2 separate regions of the Homo sapiens genome follow, and region 1 is linked to region 2. Evidence: chromatin contacts called from ENCODE Hi-C or POLR2A ChIA-PET data. All regions are on one chromosome and are shown on one strand. Each heading gives the region's core, a stretch centred on a gene start or an enhancer-like site at or near the end of the contact. The rest is flanking DNA. Distances are from core to core; before and after follow the strand shown. Region 1 holds the start of HYAL2 (hyaluronidase 2). Region 2 holds the start of INKA1 (inka box actin regulator 1).

Evidence for each region. A loop is a pair of places that touch in the nucleus more often than their neighbours do. ChIA-PET counts read pairs that join two places held with the same protein, here RNA polymerase II (POLR2A). Pooled maps may share reads with other maps.
Region 1: a loop to region 2 is called in a pooled map, with 3 times the contacts of the local background. The contact joins the promoter of HYAL2 here to the promoter of INKA1 in region 2. A Hi-C loop is called at or near these places in 5 of 50 pooled maps. POLR2A ChIA-PET finds 5 or more read pairs at or near these places in 2 of 52 experiments (WTC11 and activated naive CD8-positive, alpha-beta T cell).

Annotation. Positions count from the first base shown.
Region 1 is chr3:50,321,495-50,327,233 of GRCh38, reverse strand. It overlaps HYAL2 (hyaluronidase 2), which reads left to right and starts at 4,489. Exons shown (of 4, transcript NM_003773.5): 1 at 4,489-4,581. TUSC2 (tumor suppressor 2, mitochondrial calcium regulator) reads left to right here. Exons shown (of 3, transcript NM_007275.3): 2 at 757-877; 3 at 1,048-2,325. The coding sequence ends at 1,113. RefSeq lists a silencer at 2,397-2,586 and enhancers at 2,795-3,296, 4,079-4,752, 5,386-5,725.
Region 2 is chr3:49,801,403-49,807,373 of GRCh38, reverse strand. INKA1 (inka box actin regulator 1) reads right to left here and starts at 4,113. Exons shown (of 2, transcript NM_203370.2): 1 at 3,931-4,113; 2 at 2,344-3,193. The coding sequence starts at 3,981. The coding sequence ends at 2,387. UBA7 (ubiquitin like modifier activating enzyme 7) reads left to right here. Exons shown (of 24, transcript NM_003335.3): 22 at 1,209-1,301; 23 at 1,377-1,477; 24 at 1,937-2,165. The coding sequence ends at 2,066. It overlaps MIR5193 (microRNA 5193), which reads left to right and starts at 1,129; the gene lies at 1,129-1,237. It also overlaps a transcript of CDHR4 not described here. RefSeq lists enhancers at 598-877, 864-1,158 and silencers at 3,837-4,276, 4,667-4,716.

The DNA of each region.
Region 1 (5,739 bases), core at 3,240-5,739, 520 kb before region 2:
TCTTCCTAGCTTAGGCTTCTGCTATTTCAGTCTTTGACACTGGGCCAGCAGCATCTTCTGGAGTGAGACCAACATGCCCAGGCCACCACCCTGCCCACTCTAGAAGTCCTGGGTGAAGGCAAAGTCCTGATATTAGAATGGCTGCCCTTGCTGAACAAATCAAGGATGAGAACTGGCCTTGGTGGCTGCCTGGATGGTGTGCTCTGGTGTGGGCTCTCTTCTTGGGGGTCTGACATAGTAGCACTGCCCACCCATCACCTCACTTCCCACTTTCTTCTAGTAGACCCCAAACCCCAGGCAAAGGATTCTCCAGGCAGGCCAGGCACCGTGGCTCACGCCTGTAATCCTAACACTTTGGGAGATGAAGACGAGTGGATTGCCTGAGTTCAGGAGTTCGAGACCAGCCAGAGCAACATGGCAAAACCCCGTCTCTACTAAAATACAAAAAATTAGCAGGGTGTGGTGGTGCATGTCTGTAGTCCCAGCTACTTGGGAGGCTGAGGCAGGAGAATTGCTTGAACCCAGGAGGCAGAGGTTGCAGCAAGCTGAGATCGCGCCACTGCACCTCCAGCCTGGGCAACAGAGTGAGATTCTGTCTCGAAAAATTTTTTTTAAAAAAAGGATTCTCCAGGCATATTATCCTCTTTTCTTCCCACTTGGGGTTGGGAAGACCACAGACTTCCCCGTGACCTGTGACATTTGCCATGCCCAGGTGTGGGGCTCCAGCCCAGCCTGTTTCCTTCTCCCTCTACACAGCTCTATGTTCTATGATGAGGATGGGGATCTGGCTCACGAGTTCTATGAGGAGACAATCGTCACCAAGAACGGGCAGAAGCGGGCCAAGCTGAGGCGAGTGCATAAGAATCTGATTCCTCAGGTGAGGGGCTGGGCAGCGGTCACAGAGCCTACACTAAGCGTGTGGAGGTGGACCCAGATGGGATCTGTTGTCATGGTGGGGGCTTTTGCGGGGGGATCTGGGAGGAACAAGGAAGCTTCCTGAAGTAGAGGCCCTGAGCTGACCCTTACTAGCCTCTGTTTCCATGGCAGGGCATCGTGAAGCTGGATCACCCCCGCATCCACGTGGATTTCCCTGTGATCCTCTATGAGGTGTGACCCTGGGAGGTGGCAGACAGAAGCACCCCCTGCCCCGGCAAGAAACTCCCAGGCTCAATCAAGGTGTGGCTTCCATTGAGGAGCCCAGGCTGGGGCCACAACCCTGAATAAACTCTGTTGGCCCATAACCTTCAGCTGTGAGCGGGTCGGTCCCACAGTATTGGTTGGGTGTTGGTTTGTGTGTGGACAAGAGGTGGTTGGTGGGTGGTGAAGGCTAATGGCAGAGTTAGCACCCCACTCTCCCAAGCCACCCCTGCAAGCAGCACAGCAGGGCATATACCAGTCAGGAATGCCCGTTACCTGGTTCCTTGCCTGGTCTGCTTTCTTCCAAGTTTGCCTGGGGCCTAGCCCTGCTAGAGGCTACAGCACTTTACAAGCAAGGTATGCTTTCTTCCAGCCCCTAGGCTGTGGGCACTGTATACAAGTAGGAACTTCCTTTCCTTCACTTCCCTTTTAACCCCTAGTCAGAGCATTTCAGCCGTTTGCTACCTCGATTCCTCCTGTGTTGGACAGAGGCTGGGGGCAGTGCCAGCCTGATTCTTCCGACCTACCTGCCATTTGTTCCCGCCTTCAGATGGATGGACAGTTTGCTGGCTATTGATAGGAGTGGGGACTGGGTGGGGGCTTCTCCCTCTACCCAGGGCTGGGCTGATCCCCCTACTGCAACTAACTGTTGCCCCCCAACCCCGAACCCCCAGTTGAGGAGTTGAGAGAGTGCAGGCTGGGGTCAGGACAGGCTGCGGATGCTTGTGCCTATGGGGAGTTACTCCAACCCACCTATTCTGTCTAATCTCCATGGCTTTGCACCAAATCCTCCACCCCTCCAATTGGGAGGGGACTGTTCACCACCTTGTGGTAAGGGACAACACCCTAAGGCTGGTGCCAGTAGTTATGAGTAGCCTACCACCCCCTCCCTTACAGTAACCCCCACCCCTTCAGGATCAGTCAAGGGAAAGCACTAGAACCCCTGGGTAGGGAAAGAAAGGAGGGAAAAACCATAAAAGGAATACTTATAATGTGAAGGTTTGTAAATAGTCCATGATGATGTCGTGGCAGAGTCTGATTTCTATATAGAGGTGACTTTTTTTTTAAGTACTGTGCAAGCTCTGTGCTTCTATAATGTGGGAAATGGCTTGGGGAGGATGGCCCCTAGCTTAGGAAGACTGTTGTGTTATTTGTTCAATTTCAATAAAATGATTTGTAGATCCTGCACATGAGAGTGGCATCCTGTGGGGGCTCTGACACCCAGTGTCTAGACTACCACCTGGGTTCAATAGGTAGGCCTGGCACAGGACTCTGGCAGGCCCCCTATGACCAGCAAAGCCCAAGAGTAAGTCTGAGCCCAGCCTGTGGCCATCCCAACTGTGGCCAGCAGGTGGCTGTGTGTTCACACAGACCTCACTGCAGGCCCCCTGCAGGGTGGGAGGGCACTCATTTATCTGTTGTGATCCATGTGGTGGTGACCCTTGGAATCAGAAGGCCCTGGGATACTTCACTAAGGATTGGCCCCACCTGCCTGATCTAAGGTGAGAGAGTGTGACCCAAGATAGTTCTGGAATATCTGTCTTAGCTGTAGCATCGCCAGCTGATCCTAAGTGGGGTCATGGCCTGACCCCCATGGACCTCAAAGGCCCAGCTTTAATGGACAGCAGCCAGATAGGTGTCCCCACGCCTTTGGCCTACTGCCAGGCTCAGCAACCCAAACTCATGTGCCTCCTCTGAGGCCTGCCTGCGGACACCATGGGAGAATGAGCTCAGGCTGCTGTTTCAGCAAGCAAGGCTCGGCCCACTAGTATTGCCCCTGCTGTCTGTTGCCCCCATCTTCTCATCACCTGCAGCCTGCCCACTGTGGTCATTCTGCCTGCACTTCTCAGGGGCTGCTATAAGGCAGATTCTCTACTAGGCTTAGGCTTTGACTATCAGTCCAACTCCCAGTTAAAGAGGGGAGATTTCAGGGACAGGCTTCTGAGTGTAGGGAGCTGGTCTGCCAGTCTTTCGGAGGTTTGAACTTGTCAAGGCTAGGGCAGGATCACCATATCCAGCCTGGACTTGCAGTTCTGTGGGGTGCCTCCCCATACCCCCATAAGATGCCAAACATGAGGCCCTGTCATCCTCCATGGTCCCCCTCTACTGGCTGTTCAAGGCCCAGGGCTCTCCCATGCCAGATAGCATCCTGTCTCCTACCACCACTGTCCCAGCCTGAGGGAACTCCCTGTGCTGGGCCTACCCAGCTGACCCCATCGCTGGAAACAATGGGGGTCAGGCAACACTTCCCCACTCTCTCCCGCCGGGCTGTGCTCACTTCCTTCCTGCTGGCTGCCTGAGGAAGTGTCCCTGCCCTGGGACAGTCTGGCCTAGCCTTTGTTTCCCCGGGGGTCCCCACCCATGGAGCTTTCAAGGCTTCTGGCCCCTGTGAAGCCAGCACAGTGGTACAGGGACACTGCACCTTCCCCTACCATGTCTTGGACTCCTTGGTCCTCAGGGCCAGACTCCTGGGTATTCACCTACCCCTCACACAGCCTTCTGTTGGGGGAGAGGCTCCTGGGCATTGGGCCATTGGGTTGTTGAGGGGTTGGCTCTGGGTGATTTGAGGGTAGGTAGATTTGCACCCCTGGAGAGGTCTGCTGGAACCTTGCTGCAGTCCTCCCTAGGGCCAGCCACAGGAACACCCCTCCCAGAGGAGTATACCCCTTTCCTCATCCATGTTGTAAGGAGCCCCCTACTCTGTATAGTGGACTCTGAAATCCATCCAGGAATGAACTCCAGCAGGAAAGCACTCTGCAGAACCCTCCCAGTCCATCCCCTCCTCCCCAACCCACACAGTCACACTCACTAACACATTGTCCTGTCACACAGGATGCGGAAGCTCTCAGTGGAAAAAAACGGACTCAGCTACTGGAAGTCCCCCCGACCCTCCCCCCAAGGCTAGTTCCCTTCTTGGGCACCTGCTCTGGGGGACCATCAGCTGAACGACCCCCAAGTATTTTGACTCCCAAAAGCACCACCACCTGACCCCATCCTCTCACACCCTACTGGATTTGAGGATGGGCCCCAATCCTAGGGAAGGAGTGAAGAGGTTCCCTAGTGTTGGAAGCTGTGGGTGTGGGGGAGATTGGCACCTGATCCTGAGCCCATAGCCTTCCTGTCACCTGGCGCAGCTGGCGGGGCCAGATCCTACTCGGGAAGGGTGGGGAGGGCAGCCAGCCAGCAGGGCATTCTGGAGGGAAACAGGGTCAAGGCGATCTCCTCCCCCACGCCTGTTCCTGGCCCTTTCCTCTCAGGGGGCAGCAGGAAGTGAGGAGAAAGGGCTGGGATGGGAGGCGGGAGCGGATGGGAGGGAATGGGGTTTATCAAGTCCTCGGCGAGCTGCCCAACGGGCAGCAGCTGGCGCAAGTAGCCTAGCTGGAGAGGCTCACCCCAGGAAGGAGGGAGGCCACCGACCTACTGGGCCGACGGACTCCCACACAGGTGAGCCCAGAGCAGACGGCTGGTCTGCACCCCCACAGATGCGCTCGCAGTTGCACTCCCTCCCTCTCCTGGCGCCCGGGAGGGTTAGGGGCTGGTGGTGCAGACGCGGGCCCTTTTGGGAGTTGAGTCTCGCACAAGGGAGCGGACCTAGGAAGAGCCGAGGTGGTTTCGCACGGGGCTCGCCAGGGTCTAAGCCTGCCCCCCACCGGGAGAGGCCTGTGGAGCGTAGGGGGCGCTGGATACGGGATGGAGGCCCTGGGAGACCCCTCTTGCTGGCTTTCTCGGAGGTCCAGCCAGAAACTGCTGCAAGGAATGGAGGCCTCCTCGGGGTTGAGAGGGAGCCGGGCTCCCAAAGGACCTCAGAGACTGGGCAGAAAAGGACGGGATCTCAGGGATGACTGTCCCGCCCTGATGCGAGTCAGGGAGAGGGGCGGCCAACCTCCTAGACCCCTCTGAGCTTCCCTGACCCCAACCCTGCGGCCACGCCGCGACCCAGAGCCGGGCTGCCAGGATAACGACTGCCTCGGCCCTTCCTGGGCCGGCTAAGAAGCGGTGCTTGGCCCCTTCCCTCAGTCTGGCAGGGGGCGGGGCCTCCCTTTAGACGGCGGACCAGAGAAGGGGGCCCCTGATTCGTGGGAGGCGGGGCACTACTCTCCAGGAGACCAGAGGTCGCCTCAGGTCAAAGTCCCTTTTTCCACACAAAGGGGACCCACGGCTGGCGTCTACGTTAGGGGGTGCAGAGCCAGATCTGGTGCTGCCCCCTGCCAACCTCGGAGTACCACAGCACCTCCTGATGGCCGAACGGGGCAACGCCTCCTCCTATTCCCCCCCCCCCCCTTCCCGTCCCCCTGCCTTGTCCCTCACACTGTCTCTTTAAAGGGCTGGCGGCGCCGCGGAGCTGGGAGGACTGAACCACCGGCCTCGGGCTGCAGGGGAAACATTTCAGGCTGACTGGCGCTCGTGGCTGAGACTCCCATAGAAAGCCCGGCTCAGAGGGGCATTAGGGTCCTAAATGGGCGGCCACGTCCCTCTGCAGAGGACCTGGGGCTCTTCGAGCCCGAAACGAGGCACCGGCACCGAGAAAGGTGGACCACACCTTCCCGCCCCGTCCGCAAGTCCAATCCCGGGCCCACCTCCGCACTGGAGTCTTAAAGGGCC
Region 2 (5,971 bases), core at 2,864-5,363:
TGCATGGTACGGGGGCCCTGGCCTACCTCCTACAAGCTGAGTTAAAAGGTAATAGGCTTGCCACTAGAGGTGTGGGGTCTGCAGCCCTGAGTGTATTTGTGTCACAGTTGTGAGTGCAACTGGGGTCTGGGCATCCCCGGAGTGTGGGTATGGAAGGAGCAAGTTTGCACATCTGTGCATCAGATGGGAGTGCAGGGCTCCCATCTTCCTGTGTCCTCAATGTGGGCATGCATGGAGATGCATGTGGGCACACATGTGTGTGTTCCTGGGCTTGTGGGCATTTGTGTTCCTGTGACTGCAGCGCTGTGAATGCCTCCAGCCTTGTGCCCAGGCTCTGCAGTTGGCATTTCCTTGGGGCAAGGATGAGGGTAGAAGGAATGCCCTCATGAGGGGAGAGGGCAGAGGTCATGGGCCAGCACTGGGTTTCTGCTGAGCAGCCTGGGGTCCCTCTGGACTAGCACACAGAGCCCCTTTGTGAGGCACCCTGCCTCTAACCAGCATACAGGCTGCCTTTGTCCACAGAGTGAAGCAGGTGAAGGAGAAGCCCCCATCTCACCTCTAGCCTAGTCTCAGCTTGACCCCAGTGTGTTTTCTCAGGGGCTGATAAGCACCCCCTGTCCTGGTCTCTAGATACCTGCCAGCCATCCTTCTGTCCTTAGCTCTAGGTCCCAGAACCCCAAGACTCTTGGAAGGAAGGAAGGGACAGGAGGAGGAAGCCTCTATGCATTGTATCCCTGCTGGGGTCTCTGGGACAGTGGGGCCCTGGTGGTCACTGTGCCCTTTGCCCCTGTGTCCCAATGAGTAGCCCAAGGCACTGGCAGTACATACAAGATTGGGGGACAGGATGTGCCCCCCAGCTCCCAGCCTTGTCTTTGAGGAACAAGCAGCTTTATCAGAGGCTGCAGGGGCCCTGCTCTGGGTTTCCTCAGGAAGCACCACCCCCTCATCCCCCACTCTCACAACTGGCCCATGTGATGGATCGTCTGTTTCCCTGTGCGGGCCCCATAGCCCCATTTCCTGTGCTGGCCCCGGCCTGGACGGGGAGGGGGCTGAGACTCTGGGCCCAGATCCCACCTCCCCCCCACCCCCCACCCCCTGGCTCCTGTTTCCTGCTAGTCCAGCTCTTCCCCTAGGAAAGGCTGCTGGTAACTGGGATGGGGGTTGGGGGGAGGTAAGAAGTCTCTGACTCCTCCTCTACCTCATCCCAGTTCCATCACCTGAAGTGGACCTCTTGGGACCGTCTGAAGGTACCAGCTGGGCAGCCTGAGAGGACCCTGGAGTCGCTGCTGGCTCATCTTCAGGTGTGCCCTGTTGCTACCCCAACCCCCAGGCTCAGCCCAGCCCGGCCCAGCTGGTGTCTGACCTTTCTCCTCTAGGAGCAGCACGGGTTGAGGGTGAGGATCCTGCTGCACGGCTCAGCCCTGCTCTATGCGGCCGGATGGTCACCTGAAAAGCAGGCCCAGCACCTGCCCCTCAGGTGAGCCCACTTGGGGCTTTAGACAGGCCCCACCAGTCCCTGGAGGCTGGGGCTAGGGACCACACTGCCTTTTGTCTTCCCAGCCCCATTCTGGGCCCCTCACACCTTCCCAAGCATTCTTTCCCCAAATGGAGCCAGCAAACAGGCTGGAGGTGGGGTGAGGGCCGAGAGCCTGAGGAGGAGTCTTCAGGAGCTGCCTATTTGGCCAGCCCCATGGGCTCCCCACATGCTGCACAGCCCCCCTTTCACAGCCCACTCCCAAGGGACCCATAGCTTCCTGCCTCCTGCTTGCCTCATCAGCTGCTCCTAAAATAGTTTCAGATGTTTCCTGTCTTGAGCAGCTCCTGCTCCTGGCTTGGGCTCCTGACGGCCTGCCAGCACCCTCTCTAGTCCATGCCAGGCTGCCTTCTGCTTGCCATGGCTCACCTCTCCAATCTCCCCTAAACCCACCCCTACCAGGGTGACAGAACTGGTTCAGCAGCTGACAGGCCAGGCACCTGCTCCTGGGCAGCGGGTGTTGGTGCTAGAGCTGAGCTGTGAGGGTGACGACGAGGACACTGCCTTCCCACCTCTGCACTATGAGCTGTGACAAGGCAGCCACCCTGTCACCTAGCTCAATGGAGCCCCGGATCCCAAGCCCTGCATTGTAAGCCCACAGTAGGCACTCAATAAATGCTTGTTAAAGGAAGGCATTGCAGAGAGGATGGACGATAGAAAACAGTGCACTAATGCACACGGGTGTGACATGGGCATGACAGGGACCTTCACACAGAGAAAAAAAGCTCTTCAGAAGATTTGTCTCCCTGGGCAGTGCCTCACAGGGCTGGGGCTGCCTCTTAGTGCCTCAGGGGTATGGAGCCAGGACAGTCTAGAAAAAAGGCTTTTATTGTCCCAGGCTGGAGGGCAGGGTCAGAGGTAGCTGACATCATTGCAGATGATGGGCTGGCGGCTACGACAGCTCATGAGAGCTGCAAAGCGTGAGACATCCGCAGGCAGTTCAGGTTCTGGGCGAGGTGGGCATGACAGCCGCTTTCCTGCCATAGCTGTCCGCCGAGCCCTGGCCAGCCGGCGCCGAAGCTGCTCAGAGAGGCCAAGCAGGAACTGAGGGGGCCGAGCACGGGCACGGTGCCCACCTCCGTCACCCCCTTCACTCCCTGTCTCAGGCAGCTCCATCCAGTTGTGCACCAAGTCAGCAAAGCAATTGTCCCCTAGTACCAGGGGCTGGCGACTGCGACCCCTGTTCAGTAGGGCTGCTGTCCAGTCCTCTGCTTCCAGTCCCTGCCAGTGCTCCAGGCAGGCGTCTGGGGTGGACTTGGGCCGTGGATGGTGGACAGGTGGTACACTGGCTACAGGGGCCCTGCTGGGCATGGGGAGGCCACTGACTGAGAGGCACTGCCTACGAAGGGGCTGTGCTGAGGGTGCTGGGCGCTGGGATACAGGCAGTTCTTCCTCTCGCCATGTGCTGCCTGACACCTCCGAGAAGCCAGAGTCCCAGTCCAGGGCATGCTCCCTGGGGCCTCCCAAGGCTGCATCCCTGTCTTCTGTCACCACTGCTTCCTCCTCCTCCTCTTCCTCCTCCTCCACACAGCAGACTGAGTCCTCTTCCAAGGCACCCGAGGCCCTAAGCTGGTGGCTGGGCTGCACATCTGGGCCAGTTTGGGAGGTTGGCTGCAGGGGACCAGGCATTGAGGGTGAGCCTGTGTCCCGACCACACAACTGAGGGGAAGAGAGGGCAGAAGTCGGAGAGGTATCACTTGTCACCAGGCCAGCCCAGAGAACAGAGGGTCCAGGAAGGTTAGATAGGCCTGCTGGCCTGGGCAGCAGGGTGTTAGTGAGCACAGGGCAGGCATAGGGGTGCTGGCACTCGAAGCTGGTGTGGTTCTCATCCACCGACCTGGTGGCAGTCTGGCAGGCTGCAGCATGCAGGGCCGGGCAAGTCGGCACCCGCCACCAGGGCGGGCGGGCAGGCAGGCAGGGTTGCGGGCCTGAACGGGGAAGTAGGTCCTGCCCAGGACTGGAGGGGCATCCCGTGCCTATTGGGGGATTCAGCTCCCAAAGCCCAAAGCGTCTTTCACAGAAAGAGCGCTTGCTAGGTGAGGGGTAGAGAAGGGAGGCATAGGCCAGCCTGAAGTAGGGGGCGTTCACAGCAGCGCCAGCACCTCGTTAGTCCCTTGCCGCCCCATGCCCCGCCCCCAAAGAAGTCCCCCTTCCACTCTCTCCTCCCGCGCCGTTCCAGCAGCACGGCCAGCTGGATGCTGTTATCTGATGCTCAGCTCAGTTCCCAACCGTCCGAAACCCGACGCGGGCCATCTGAGCCATATGCGCCACGCCGCCCCCACCCCGCCTCGGACCGGCACGCTGGAGCCACCCCGCACCCGTCTGTTGTTCCGGCCGGGCGGCAGCCTGGCATCCCGCACGCGTCCTCACTAACCACACCCGCTCCCGAGCCTCACCAGTTCCCAGCGGAGCTGGCTAAGGAAGCTGTCAAGCCGAGCGCTGTGCATGTCCATGCCAGGGCCCCCACCGAACCTACTAGCTCCTCTTGGAACCCCGGCGGAGCCGCGCGGAGAGGGCTGGGAGGGCCGGCCAGCGGCGCCCTCAGCCTCCGCCTGCCTGCGCGACTCCTCGCTCTCCGTAGCTCCCGCCGCCGCCGCCCCGACATCTGGCAGCCGCGCCCCGCCCCGGCCCCGCGGCCAAAGGGGGCGGGGCTAAAGCCCGGCGTCCCTCCCGACTCCGCCGCGGTTCTGGGTGGGAAGGGCGGGGTCATAACTGGAAGCCGGACGGGGCCGGTACGGGGACCCCCCGAGCCCCCAGACTGTTGAGTGGACCCTGCGTTTGCTGCGTGACGCAGGACAGGTCGCCTCCGTGCGGGGGCCTCATCCTCCCCGTTTGTTCAATGGTGAAATAGCGGTCCCTCTCACGGGGCGCCGTGCTGCGTCCGCACATAGGCAGAGCACCCCGGATGGTCGGACCCAGAGAGGTTGTGGACCCTCGGGGCCTGACCCACGGGACCCATTCGTGAGGCTGGCCTTGGCACTCCCTGAACGGGATGGAAGTGGGGTTCAGCCCGTCTGAGGACTCAAGAGAGGGCGGGACTTTGTGGCAGCGCACCGGCGGGGCCTCAGCCGCGTCCCAACCGAGCTAGACGGGACTGCCCTCTAGTGGGGAGTGCTTGGCTAGTCGCGAGTCCAGCGGCGACGCGCGACCGTCGGCATTCCCTTTGCCGGTACCAGGTGCAGACTGAGGGTCGGTGCTGAGGCTGCTCTATCAACACAGGCTAGGCTCAAGGGTAGTGTAGCTGCAGACAGACTGGACATACCAGCAACAGGAAAATACCAGGGAATGAGGGCCGTGGGCTAGCTTGGGGAAAGTCAGTCTCACAGGAGGTGACATCAAGATGCAATCAAGAAGAGGGGCATTCTGGCCGGGCGCGGTGGCTCACGCCTGTAATCCCAGCAGTTTGGGAGGCCGAGGCGGGCGGATCACGAGGTCAGGAGATCGAGACCATCCTGGCTAACATGGTGAAACCCCGTCTCTACTAAAAATACAAAAAAAATTAGCCGGGCGTGGTGGCGGGCGCCTGTAGTCCCAGCTACTCCTGAGGCTGAGGCAGGAGAATGGCGTGAACCCGGGAGGCGGAGCTTGCAGTGAGCGGAGATCGCGCCACTGCACTCCAGCCTGGGCGACAGAGTGAGACTCCGTCTCAAAAAAAAAAGAAAGGAAGAAGAAGCAGGAGGAGGAGAAGGAGAAGAAGGAGAAGGAGAAGAAGGAGAAGAAGAACATTCTAGGCAGAAGGAGCAGCCAGGGAAGAGACCCCGACGGACAGGAGCTGGACAGGGCCAAACATAAAGAAGGCCCAGGTGTCTGTGATTGGTGGTGGTGGCAGGAGGGAAAAGGTCAGCAAAACCAGGCTCTAACGGCCTTAGAGCAGAATGTGGGTTTTGTTCTTGGTGTGATGAGGAGCAATGGGGGCCTTTGAGCAGGAATGACCTGGGCTAGCCCTTGTTTAGATAATCCCAGCTGCTTTCAGAAAAGGATTCTGCAATAAGAGTGGAAGTCCCTGCCCTCATCCAGGCAACGAAGGGGAGGGCCTAGGCCTGGGCAGGGCAGGTGCACTGAAGGGGGTCACTTTGGGGTATGTTTTGGAACTAAAATCAAGTCTTGCTGATGCATGGATGTGGGCAGGAAAAGAGGCATCAAGCATGACTCCTACATTTCTGGCATTAACAGCTGGTTGGATGAAATTGCCATAAACTGATCTGGGAAAGACTGGAGAAGAGTGGGTTTGGAGAGGAAAATCCAATGATCATTTATGGACACGTAACCCTTGAGATGCCTGTTAGACATCCAAGAGGAGTTGCAGAGTCAGCTGCTAGGTGTATGACTCTGGACTTCAGGAGAGAGATCAGCACTGGAGCCTTGGATCTGGGAGGCATAGTGAGTGAATGGATGGTATGTAAGGCCATAGGCCTGGATAAGGTGGGGTGGGAGGAA